Regions from separate parts of the Homo sapiens genome. Here region 2 is linked to region 1. The links are chromatin contacts, found by Hi-C or POLR2A ChIA-PET in ENCODE. All regions are on one chromosome and are shown on one strand. Each heading gives the region's core, a stretch centred on a gene start or an enhancer-like site at or near the end of the contact. The rest is flanking DNA. Distances are from core to core; before and after follow the strand shown. Region 1 has its middle 74 kb from the start of SPMIP7. Region 2 has its middle 39 kb from the start of IKZF1.

The links. A loop is a pair of places that touch in the nucleus more often than their neighbours do. ChIA-PET counts read pairs that join two places held with the same protein, here RNA polymerase II (POLR2A). Pooled maps may share reads with other maps.
Region 2: a pooled map shows a loop between it and region 1 (2.1-fold over the local background). The contact joins two enhancer-like sites. A Hi-C loop is called at or near these places in 1 of 168 maps with a recorded cell type or tissue (OCI-LY7) and 3 of 50 pooled maps. POLR2A ChIA-PET finds 5 or more read pairs at or near these places in 5 of 52 experiments (CD4-positive, alpha-beta T cell, GM12878, OCI-LY7 and 1 more).

What each region holds. Positions count from the first base shown.
Region 1 is chr7:50,166,322-50,172,678 of GRCh38, reverse strand. No RefSeq gene overlaps it. Among named protein-coding and RNA genes, the nearest start is that of SPMIP7, 74 kb to the right of the region's middle. Within about 2 kb of position 5,043, at least 2 of the 41 ENCODE cell types and tissues checked have a DNase peak (open chromatin) inside an H3K27ac peak, as active enhancers do; they include CD4-positive, alpha-beta T cell and OCI-LY7, where a contact is called at or near this core.
Region 2 is chr7:50,262,568-50,268,294 of GRCh38, reverse strand. No RefSeq gene overlaps it. Among named protein-coding and RNA genes, the nearest start is that of IKZF1, 39 kb to the left of the region's middle. RefSeq lists an enhancer at 1,129-1,228. Within about 2 kb of position 1,299, at least 8 of the 41 ENCODE cell types and tissues checked have a DNase peak (open chromatin) inside an H3K27ac peak, as active enhancers do; they include CD4-positive, alpha-beta T cell and OCI-LY7, where a contact is called at or near this core.

The sequences.
Region 1 (6,357 bases), core at 3,794-6,293:
AAATGGGAGCCATTAAAGTATTTTTTTAAGCACAGAATTAAATAAACAAATTCATATTTTAGACCCATTATATACCAATACTGAGGAAGATGGATTTGAATGAGAATCCATGTTCCCCAGAATAAGAGAAAGAGGGAGAAAGGGAGGGGGAGAGAGAGAGAGAGAGAGTGAGAGAGAAAAGAAGAAGAAAAAGAAGAAGAAGAAGAGGAAGAAGGAGGAGGAGGAGGAGAGGAGGAGAAGAGGAGGAGAAAAAGGAGGAGAAGGAGAGAGAGAGAGAGAGAGACCCCACTGAAAGGCTATTACAAAATATCAGGCATAAAACATTGAGGGTCTAAATTAGAGGAAAATGAGAGTTAGGAATGGAGAAAAGAAGATTTAAAAAATTAGTAGACATATTTTTTAATATCTATATGCAGGGTTCCTGACTACAGGTCTGGATCCCTGGTTGGGGTATCAAGATTTATTTGTGGATCACCAGCAGATAGAAGCAACTGAACACACCTTAGTAGGGCAAGTTGCACGTGAATGTTATTTTCCTGTGTTTCGTTTCTCTCCTATTCAAAACTTCCTGTAGTTGATTCAAACTCATCTTAAAACACTCAGAAATCTTTATAAATCTTTACTTGATTGTTATTTACAGGGAAGAGTCCAAAGTTCGCATATTGGCATTCAAGGATCCTTTAAGATCTGGCCCTAGCCTGCCTCCTATTTTCCCTGTACCTGCAGTTCTCAAAGAATTATTTGAGAAAACTTGGGATACCCTGTACCTTTCAGATATCTGTGAGGTCAAATCACAGATAGGAAAAAAGTCCATTGGAAGTGTGTATTTGGTTGAAGTGTTTGACTAGAGAAGCAGAACCAGTAAGGTACCTATGTTATATGTGTATGTGTATGTATGTATATGTGTATACACACACATAGGTAATTTTTAAAATGATCTTAGTACAGAGTGGGCTGGCTAAGCAGCCTATTACCAGGCTGCCCTGATTCTGAGGCTGGAGCCGGAAGCCCACTGGCAGGCTGTCAGGCAGGAAGATCACCAGCAGCCTGGAACCACAGTGCTGAGCTGGACAGACGGAAGCTTGTGTCTGCTCTTGTTGCCACTGATCTTATTGACAAGGGCGTGTGGTGAAAACTGGGGTCCTTCCTCAGGGAGCAACGCACACCTGGCCCAGGAGGCAGAGAAACTGAGGAGACTCCTGAAGGGGGGCCTCTGTTCCCAGCATTTGACAAACAGCTGGGGAAAATGTGTGCAAGATACAAAATGGCCATTGCTTCTCTCCCACCTTCTAACTCCCTTCCTGAGAAAATCTCCCTTATAGCCCACTCTTACCAAAAACATGCTAGAATGGAACTTCTGGGGAATGGAGTTCAACCTGGCCAAGATGGTGCATCACAAAACCACCACAAAGCAATGGGCCAATCAATTTTCAACAGAACACAGTTTCCAATAGCACACGGCAAATAATTTTGCAAAAACTACCTCTTGTCAATTTTTGGTATAGAATCAAGGAATAGTATCTGTAATATCCAAAAAAATATTAAAATACTCCTCTCCTTACTAGTTATCTGTGTGAAGCTTAACTTTCTTCATATTCTTCAACCCAAAACACCTGTTGCCACAGATTTGGAATGCAGAAGCAGGCATGAGAATCTGGCTCTCTTCTGTTAAGTCAGACATTAAAAAGATTTGCAAAAATATGCAATGACACTCTTCTTAATTTTTTTTGTTTTGGGAAATATAGTTATTTTATTTAAAAAGTAATTATTTGTGTTAACATAAAATTATGTTATTATTATTATGGTTTCAAAATGAATTGATCCAGATTCTGAAATTTCTCAATTTTAATTTATAATACAGTAAATATCAATAATGTAACCCATATGATCAAAAGTCCTTGGGAACCTTAATAAGTTTAAAGGGTGTTAAGAATTCCTAAAATCAAAATGTTTGAGATCTTCCCACATGATGGAGGGAGTCATCAGTTCGAGTCTCTCAAGTGGAGCCAGGAATGTTCTCCTTACTCCTCCCCCTCATAGAACTCTTGATATTCTTCAGGGCTTTGCTGAAGTCACTGACCCCAGGAAGTGGCCTGTTCTTCCGTGAAGCAGGAGCCTCCATTCTTCTCTCGGAGTTTCTTAGGTAATACCTTCTTCTCCTTGGACCTTGCCTCGCCTATGGGATTTATCTCTGCAACAAGAAAACATCACATGCCCCTGGGGAAGTAACCTTCCTTCCTCCCTCTTTCCCTCCCTCCCTCCCTCCTTCCATCCCTCCCTTCCTCCTTCCCTCCCTCCTTCTCTCCTTTCCCTTTCTTCCTTCTCTCTTTTTTTTTTTTGTGTGACAGAGTCTTGCTCTGGCACCCAGGCTGGAGTGCAGTGGTGCGATCTCGGCTCACTGCAACCTCCACCTCCCAGGTTTAAGTGATTCTCCTGCCTCAGCCTCCCAAGTAGCTGGGATTACAGGCATGTGCCACCATGCTTAGCTAATTTTTGTATTTTTAGTAGAGATGGGGTTTCACCATGTTGTCCAAGCTGGCCTGGAACTCCTGACCTCAGGTGATCCACCTGCCTCGGCCTCCCAGTCTTTCTTTTCTTTCTCTGTCTCTCCTCTCTCTCCCTCCCTATTTATTTATTTATTTATTTTTCTTTTTTTAAATCAAGCTCTCCTGTGTGTCTTAGACTTTTGGAGACACATCCTGGGGTTCATATGCCTCGCACTTTAGGAGGCACATCCTGGGGAGTCTGTATGCCTTGGACTTTACAAGACACACATGAGAGCTTGTTTTTGAAAAAAGAAAGAAAGATGGTGGCTCCTTATATTCCAGGTTGATGTATTGAATTTCCAGATAAGCAGCCCCAGAACTGTTCATTTATTCTGAAGGGGAATGTGCACAGAGAATAAGATGTTCTTTTGAAAAACATTTGCACTTCCATCTGACATGGGGCCCAAAAACTGGAATTAGCAGTATTTTCACAGAAATAGTTTCTCTCTTTTAGTAATATTTAGAATGAGCGGTACTTGAGTAAATATAGTTCATAGTCATTTGCAATCAGAATATCAGTGGTCTGACACTGGTTGGAGGCAGATCTCTGCCAGATGCCTCAACCCACCATGAGCTAGTGTGTAACCTTGGACATGCTGTCTGAATTCTAGTTTCCTCATCTGTAACATGTAAGAAATAATACCTACCTTGTAGTGTAGTTGGAATAACTAGATGAAATATTACCAGCAGACCCACATTGTAAGCAATGAGGTTGGGGAGCAGAGGGAAGCAGCAGACAAGAGGAGGGATACTGACCAGAGCAATAGGTGAAAGAAAATGATCTGAAGGAGAAAACACAGGGAACAAAAAGGTAGTAATTGGGAGTACAAACACAGAAGAAAAAGTATTGGAAATTTCTGACTTTCCACCTTGTGAATTTTAGGTTTAAATATCTTCTGCTAAGGGGACTGCTTGGAGTTCTAGGTGACTAACCATCCATCCATCCATCGATCTATCCATCCATCCTTGTTGCAGATATTTGCAAATACCTAATAGTACCTGGCTACATACATTACCCTCATTCACACCAAGAGGAATAAAACATGACTTTCAACAAGAGGAGTAAAACCAGACTTGAAGGAACAGGGAAAATAATACATAAAAGGGTCCTTTCATGACAATGAGATCACTGCTATAACATATTACAGACAAAACCTAAGTAAGGCAATATCGGAAGTACCATAAATGTGGGGGTTTATCTGAGAGCTCTGGATTCTAGGCTGGCTCTCAGCCTCCAGTGCTGGTGCCCATGTGAGTCCCAGTATCCCTGGCTCCTCAGCATTGCCAGAGGCCCAGGCTGGCTGGAGTAAGAGGACATGGTTAGCTGGGCACAGTGGCTCATGTCCATTATCCCAGCATTTTGGGAGGCTGAGGAGGGGGGATCATGAGGTCAGGAGTTCGAGACCAGCCTGACCAACATGGTGAAACCCCATCTCTACTAAAAATACAAAACTTAGCCGGGCGTGGTGGTGTGTGCCTGTAATCCCAGCTACTCAGGAGGCTGAGGCAGGAGAATCACTTGAACCAGGGAGGCAGACATTGCAGTGAACTGAGATCGCGCCATTGCACTCCAGCCTGGGTGACAGAGAGAGACTCCGTCTCAAAAAATAATAATAAAAAAAAGAGGACATGGTACATCGTGATGGCTCCTGGGGCTAGGCAGGGTGGGGAAGGGCTACTTGTTTCATGGACTGTACCTGCAGGCCAAGAAGTGGTGCCAAGGCGTGTTTCAGAGGATAATGATTTTTAATATTCACGATTGGTAATATGTATTGATTGCGTCTAACGTGCCAGGTACTTCTGCATATTCTCTTCTTCAACATCCACAACAACCTACATCTTCCCAGTGAGAAATGGGAGGCTTTGAGGACATAAATTCCATGCCACAAATCAGTGTGAGTGCTGGATCCTGTGTCCTAACCTCTCCCGGAGCAGCAACTCTGACATAGGCCAGGTGCGTGGCTTCCCGGGTAGGGCCTAGTGCAGCACACAGCCACTGTCCAAGGGAATAGGTTATGGCTTTAATGGTATTTCCATGTGAACTTTGAAGTTGTAGAAAGTTAGAAACTTAGGGAAATAAAAACTAAGTATTAGGGAAAATTTCTACCAAGAAGGCAAATACTCTTGTCCCACAGCCAGAGGCGGGGGTACGTGAGCGTCAGTCTCAGCACAGTTGGAATTTCCGCGTGCCCAGAACGGCTGCTCCTCTCCTCACCCCTGCTAAACATCCCTCCCCCTGCCTCTCCCTGCCCCCTTCAATGCTGCCCCTCAGGCAGGAAGTGAACAGGAGCAATTCACTCACAAGGGGTGCCTCTGGGGAAAAGGGTGGCCTCTCTGCAGGGTGTGCCAGAAAGGAAGGGGTGTTGTCACTGTGAAGAGGGCTGGGGCTTGCTCTCAGGAGCCCCAGACTCCAGGAACCTTGAAGGACAAACGATGAAGAATTGAAAGGAACTAGAATCAAACCACAACCAAAACAACGTCACTGCCCTGCCTTAGCTAAGCTAACCTTTTAAGCAGAAGAGGGTAAAGGTTTTGTAAAGGTCCCAGTGGTTTGGAGAAATATCCCATGCTCTCACCTCTGCAGCACCATGGAGTTCACGCCTGAGCTCCAGGAGCCCTCCCCAGGCATAGCCTGGCATCCAGCATGAGGATCTGGCTGTCAAGCTGAGTGAAAGGCTGGGCCATGCACCCACGGGCAGCCCATGAGCCTTCACAGAGCCTGTACTCCATCTGGGGAGAATCTTTGCTTGGTTCCACTGGTTTTCAGAGCCAAGAACTGACTTCACTGCACAAATGCTCACAGTAGCCCCAAAAGAGCAGCGACCACTCATCCTTGGGAGGTTGTGAAGTCCCCCGTGTGTAGATCAAAGGAATCCACGTGTGCTCCTGTGGGGCATTTACTCAAGACAGCTCCTCGCGAACATGAGAGGAAGGTGCTGGCCTGCTGGGCCTGGTAGCTGCTGTAAGGGGAGCATGCCTTGGCCCAGTCTCTGCTGTGCATCCCCTTTTCTGGCTCTCCCTCCTTCCCTACCTGCTTCCTCAGCTCCTTGGCTGAGGTTCCTGTCATTTCAGGGCCCTGCCTGGCCCTCCCAGGTGTCTGAACACCACATGGCCTTTCCCTTGTCATCCTCGGAGTCGCAGAAAGCCCAGTGGCTCTTCCTCCCCTGTGTGTATTTCAGTTGTGTTTAAAGCTTACTCAGGAGAGGTCCTTTTATTTTGCTACTGGTAAATTCATTATTAAATAATTCTTGAAGAGATACAGGCCACTGATTTTCTGCAATTTGCATCACCACACTTTAACTTATATTGAAAGCTGAGGCTTTTGGTCTTCTAGTTTTAGAAGTATATTAATATTTCTGTGACCTTTTCCAGATGGCAGTTGAGAAATACTCTTTTAAATAGCAAGACCGAGAAAACCAATAACCTAAAATGAATATTTCTGACCCGAGTTTAATGAGCAAATTAGGAAAGATAAGTTTTTTCCCAAAGAAAAAATGAAGTCAAGGGGACTTCTAAGTTCAGATAAAATGATATGTCTATATCTATCCATATTCCAAGATATTCAAAGACGGATAGATATACAAAATATTGGAATATGAATATATTGATATATAACGTGAATATATGAATATATCCATATTCCAATTTTTGTAGACGTGGATTCAGATACATCTTTTGATATGCTGTAGCACTTTACACCCCTTTAAATTCCATATTATATCTTACATAATCTGCTTGCATATTAAAAGGATTACACATTTAGTATCCGGATGACAAAATGAAAGATAAGAGAAGCTGTCTGCTCAGCATG
Region 2 (5,727 bases), core at 50-2,549, 99 kb before region 1:
CCCTGAGAGACTGCACTGCTCGCAGGCCCATGAAGCTGCTCCTGTCACCAGGCTTAGTGGGTGGCTAGGGAAAAGAAAACAACCAAAAACACAGTGACTTGGATTTATCAACATTTGTAGGTTCATATGTTTGGTCTTTATGAGTTATGTGATCTTGAAAAAGTGGTGTAACCTCTCTGAACCTCAGTTTCCTCATCTGTGCATTGTGGCTAATCACTGCCCATGTAACAGGGCATTGTGAGGATGGAGAAGTCACAGAGTGCAGAGGCCTCATAAACTGGAGGGCACTGCCTTGGGAGGGGTTCCTACCCTGGGCAATTGATTGATTGGCTCTGGAGTTGCAGCTGCAAAGGCATGCTGGCCTCTCCAGTCTTGCAGTCAGGAAGGCTGAATGTGGTCAGCTGAGGTGCTCACTGCAGCCTCAGGCAGGCCTAAAGGTGTCAGCTGCAGAGTCTACTGCTGGCCTTGGCTGGCTACCTCTGATCTAGCATATTCCTTCTTTAACTGTTCTGCAACCAGGTAGGCCTCAGCTAGGCAAACCAGAGTCTTCTTGACTTCAAGCTGAGGAGCATCTTCTGAGTGCCTCCTGCAGCCAGACTCTTTGCTGAGCTCCAGGGATGGGGGATAGACATTGCTCTGTCCCCCAGGGGCTCAGACCACAAGCTACAGCAGTGAAATGCAGGGGCCTCGGGAGCCAGAGGAAAGTCCTGAAGAAGCTCGAGGGGAAAGTGTGCATTTCAGGCCCTGGGCTGAGTCTAAAATAAGGGAGTAGGCAGGTGAGAGAGGGAAGAGGGGCTCTGGATGGAAAGAGAGACTGCAGGGGCACAGGAGTAGGGGAGAAGCAACTCTCAATCGTGGTTCCAACTAGGTGGGCTTTTCTTCCTCATTCCATAGTGAAGCATCCTGGGTTCTGATATGACAGGTGGCAGCTAAAAACATCTTGGTTTTGCTTAGAGCTCGTTGTTGTGTGGTGGGAAGGTGTTCATAACAAGAAACAGCCTCCTCCTTTCTACACACCAGCTGAGCTAGAACTCTATCATGCAGCAGTGGGGCATTGCTACCAGAATGGCTGCTCTTGAGGGAAGGGGAAGACTGAAGATCAAACCATGCATGGTTCACAGTAATTGGTGCTCCTTCCCAGTTCCAGTTGAGCAATGTAAAAGAAGGTGACTAACAAGACATTAAACTGTGTGCATGTTTCAAAGCACACCCAGGACAGAGGCTCTCGGAACCCACAGGAGCCTGTGGTTTCTGAAATATGGGTGGGTGGCTTCCTGCAGCTGCAAGGCATGCTGGGGAGGGGAGATGAGATAGGCCGCGGCCCCGCCTCACCCCCTCTTCCCGAGTGGTTTGGCGCGGGTGTGCCCAGCCTGCTGCTCCTGGCCAGGCAGTTAGAGTGGAGGGAAACCTCCCGTTACCAGGAAAGCAAATAATGGGCAGATCAAATAAATCCATGTGGCTAAAATGCAAAAACAGATAGAAATCTATCTCAGGCCAGTGCCTGTGGGAGCAATGGGAAGAGATTCATTTTATTTTGCATATGTAGACAGTGATTTTAATGTTATGTAAATGCAGCCAGCGATTCCTAATTGCTCCTGAAATGCACGTGTCAGGGGCTCTGTTGCAGCACAGGTTGCTAATGATAGAAATAAGCTGTGTTTTTTACAAGGAAGGCTCGCGATTACCAGCTTTTGATTTTTCTTTTTTTTTTAAATTACAAATTTTAATTAGGACAAGCCAAGGCAATGAAGGTGGAGGGGCAGGACTGCAGAAGTGCCTGGGGTAGAGACAGCTCAGAAGAGTCACCTGGGCATGGAGAAGGGGTGCCACAGGTGGCCTTGCGGCTCTGGGTCAGCCTGAGAACAGACACTCCTGATTTCAAAGTGTAAAGTGTCATTCACCCCCTCTGAAGCACTTATCCAAGCTGACATACTGGGAAGTCAGGGTGGGAGGCAATAGTCTCTGGTTTCTCCAGGAAGATGAGCTGTGATGATCTTTCCCGGCAAAAAGCCGAGACTCTCAAGAGCAAAGTAGCATTGCACAGGGGCAAAGAATGACAGGAAAGTCACAAGTGTTGGGTGATGCAGACCACACACTTGGGGCAGGAAGAAGAGTTGGTGGAGCCCACCAGAAGGGAGGAGGTGAAGACCAGTAAAGGCAGTACAGCCCTGCCCCCTACCCCTCCTGCCCTGTGCTCCAGCACAAGCCCAGCTCTGTGACCCTCTTAACATAACACCCTCTCTGAACAGAGCAAGAGCCTCTCCCTCAGGCTGCAGGTACAGTGCCTGTCTGCTAGGCGAGACCCACCACCTTCAGAGATGCCACTTACCCAGGACACCCTAGGCTGTAGTGATGGCCTTTTCATCAAGATTATCCAATCTTTATCCCAGGACTAAGCCAGACCTCCAGAAATGTACATACCTGGACCCAATTCTCTGCCTCTCAAGACGACGCCACAAAGCTTTTCAGACTTAGATTTTCCACTAAGGATTGTTGAAAGAAACAGCCACATGGAATAATTGTTATTGTGGCCATTTTTTTAAAAAAACCAGGGATGTTATTGATAATTTTGCATCCTATGCATATATACCTTTCTAAAGCACGGGGCCAAGGAATGTGATTTTTCCTGAAAAGCAGCAAGATCCACTGTGACCAGACTGTGAATTGTGCAAACTGGAGTTTTCCTATTTTGTCCTGACTTAGACAAGCCAAGGAAGCTCAGAGTCAAGGCCTCAATCAGTTTCTAAGCTTCTGTGTATGTTATCTTCCATCCCTCAACTCTCAACAGAGGTTTTTCTTTATACCCTCCACCATCTTCACTCCTTTATATTTCATGCTCCCTGATTTCATTCTTAATGTGGCTGGTTTTTTTTTTTTTAACTCTGAGCCAACTTTAAAACAATTTCAAAATTGGGAGAGCTATTCATAACCAAATTTAAAACTAGTGAAATGTGTTTTGATAGAAAAATGCCTGGAGTCCTGCCCCTTTGGCATTTTTGCACACTCCACATTCACACGTTGTAGGTAGAGGTAGGTGTGACCACCTTTCCCAAGGCACACAACATTCTCAGCTGAGCAAATGAGTTCTGTGATGTAGTCAGCAATTCCAGCTTCGGAAATTCCACAATGGTATGAAAGAAAATAGTTTTGCTCTTATAAGAAAGAGGTTTCAAGCCACAAATGAGTCATGGGCTACCTCTATCTCCTACTGCTCTTTTTCATAAAACCGAAAACTTCCCCTTCCCCCCAAGCCAAACCCTCACCTCTCCTTGTCACCTCTTAGTCCTAGAGAATCACAAGTCTGAAATCACCCTGAAGTTCTTCCTTACCCCCATGTTCAAAGACACACAGAACCTACAACAGAACCTATCTTCCTAGTGTGTCTTTCATTCATGTTTTTCTTCCCTCATTCAATATGAACCCTGCATCGTCAGACCTCTGTCCTCTCTGCAGACTTTCCCTGAGCCAGGCTCCCTCCCCACTCTGCTGCCTGGTCTTTCTGGTCCTGGGGCTTGTTCTGCCCTCCTGAGGCCTTCCCTGTCCACTCAACCTCGCACATCACCAGCCCCTCTATCTGACTCTTCACCCCACTATCCTGATGATTCTTCATGATGCTGTTCCTCTCTAACAATATTCATTTTTTTTCCTCTTAACTGTCTCTCTTCCCCACTAGAAAGTAGGTGCCATTAGAAAAAGCATTGCACCTGCCCTGTTCTTTTGCTGTATTTCTTGAGATACTTGAGAATACTTAAGGGACTGAATGAATGAATGAATAACTCACTTTACCCAAGTCTGTCAGCATCATTCCGCTGGGCGCTTGCAATAGCTCTCATTCTCTGCCTCTGAGTCCTCCCATTTTACTTTACCTTATATAAGAGCTTGACTAATTTTCCTGGAATACTTATTACCTTTTAACATCTTTGAAAAGTTTTCCATTCAAAGCACAGAACAAAGTCCAAGCTGCAGAGCATGCTTTTGACTATTGCTTTCATCTGGCTTCTATCTATGTTTCTAGCATTGCCTCCCTGGAAACTAACTCCACTCCATCTTAACATTTCAGCTTCAGTTGCAACCAGGCATGCCCCCCAATTCCAGGTCCTTTCTCATGCCATTCTCCCTTCATTTAATTCCTTCTTCCTATTTTCAGGTGAGAGGTATTCCCATGAAGAATGAAAATATTCTTCAGAGTCAGTTAGCTTTGGATTCAGATCCTGACCCACTATTTACTACGCATGGGCTCTTATTTTTTCCCCCTCTTTGATGACATGTGAAGATGAAATAAGAAAATATGCATCAAACACATGGCAACATTTTAGTTTCCTTACCTACATCTTCCATTTTCTACAGTCCTTCTTGTAAGAGCTGCTTCCAGTCTGTGTATCTCCCAGAAGGCATTCCTAACTGCCTGTGATTATGTCTTTAGTAAATTTTCTTCCATGTTCCATGTCTGCACACATCATAGGTAACTTAAATTTACTTGACAATGTTATCTAACTCTCTGTATCTATATCATCCCTTCCCAACTAAATTTTATCCTCATAAAGGACAGGGAACCTGTCTTCCATTACGTTTCTTTTTAGCTTGCCCTCCAGAAGGTTCTGAATAAATGTTTAATACTTTTGTTCATTCATTCATTTATTTGATAATAAATACTTGTTATGTGGAAGGTGAGATGCTCAGCCTTGTAGAGGGGGATGCATATGAAGCAAAAGAGAGATTTTTTTTCTTCAAGAACTTACAATCTTTTTGGCTTTAATCCACAGTAAAAAGTGCATTATATAGTGATTTTGTTTCTCCACTATGCTGGGAACTATGCCAGCACCAACGATGCTGGTGAACAAAGATATACATAGTCTATGCCTTAAATTCTTACAGACCAGATAGTAAGAGAGAAACTGTATCAAAGGAGAGATTAATTCAAATTTAATAGACATTTAGGATAGAAATAAGTGAAAAGGATAAAGATAATATAAAACAAAAGTGTAAGAAAACATTTCTTACTGGATTTTCAGTTTGAAAAAGAAAGATCAGATTTGCTATTCTGAAATATCCTGAGTTGGCAATTATCTGGTTAACTTCCACAGTTTAATATAGAGTTCCTCTGGGAGGAGAGCACCCTGCCATTTCATATTGGCCCCTGTAGATCTTCTCTTTCAGATCATTTCCTGTTTTGTCCAACTTCACTGGGTTTGAGGCTACTGAATGAGAATCAAGTCCAGTGATGACTCAGTACTGTGTTCACTCACCTAATCTAGGAAAGGCAAGAGACAGAGGTGGGAGGGACCTTTTCTTCCTCTTTTCCCATTGTGCTTTTGAATCAATGTGTTGTAGTCAGGGATAATCACAATTATGCTTGGAAATTTTCAAAGAAAAAGTTTGTTAATTGACTTAAAGCAAGGTTAATCAACCAGACGGGAGTGACCTCTTTGGGGCCTTCTCTCTATTCCAGAGAGAAGTGGTGTGGTGAGTGTAGTCTCCCTCCTCCTGCATGGCCTTCTCAAACCTTGACTCCATCTTGGGGTGCAAGCTCTCAATGGAAATTCACAGGTTGTCTGTTTAGTTCTTCATCATATGGTGCAATAACACACATGGTGGATTATATAACCTATTTTTTTTGTGGGTGGGGAGGGCAGTCCCATTACCAGAACAAGTCCCCCCAGTGGAAGGCAGAAGAAGAAGGGGAGGGAGATGGGCATTTTCAGAGCCTGAGGTGTGCCAGGAAATGTA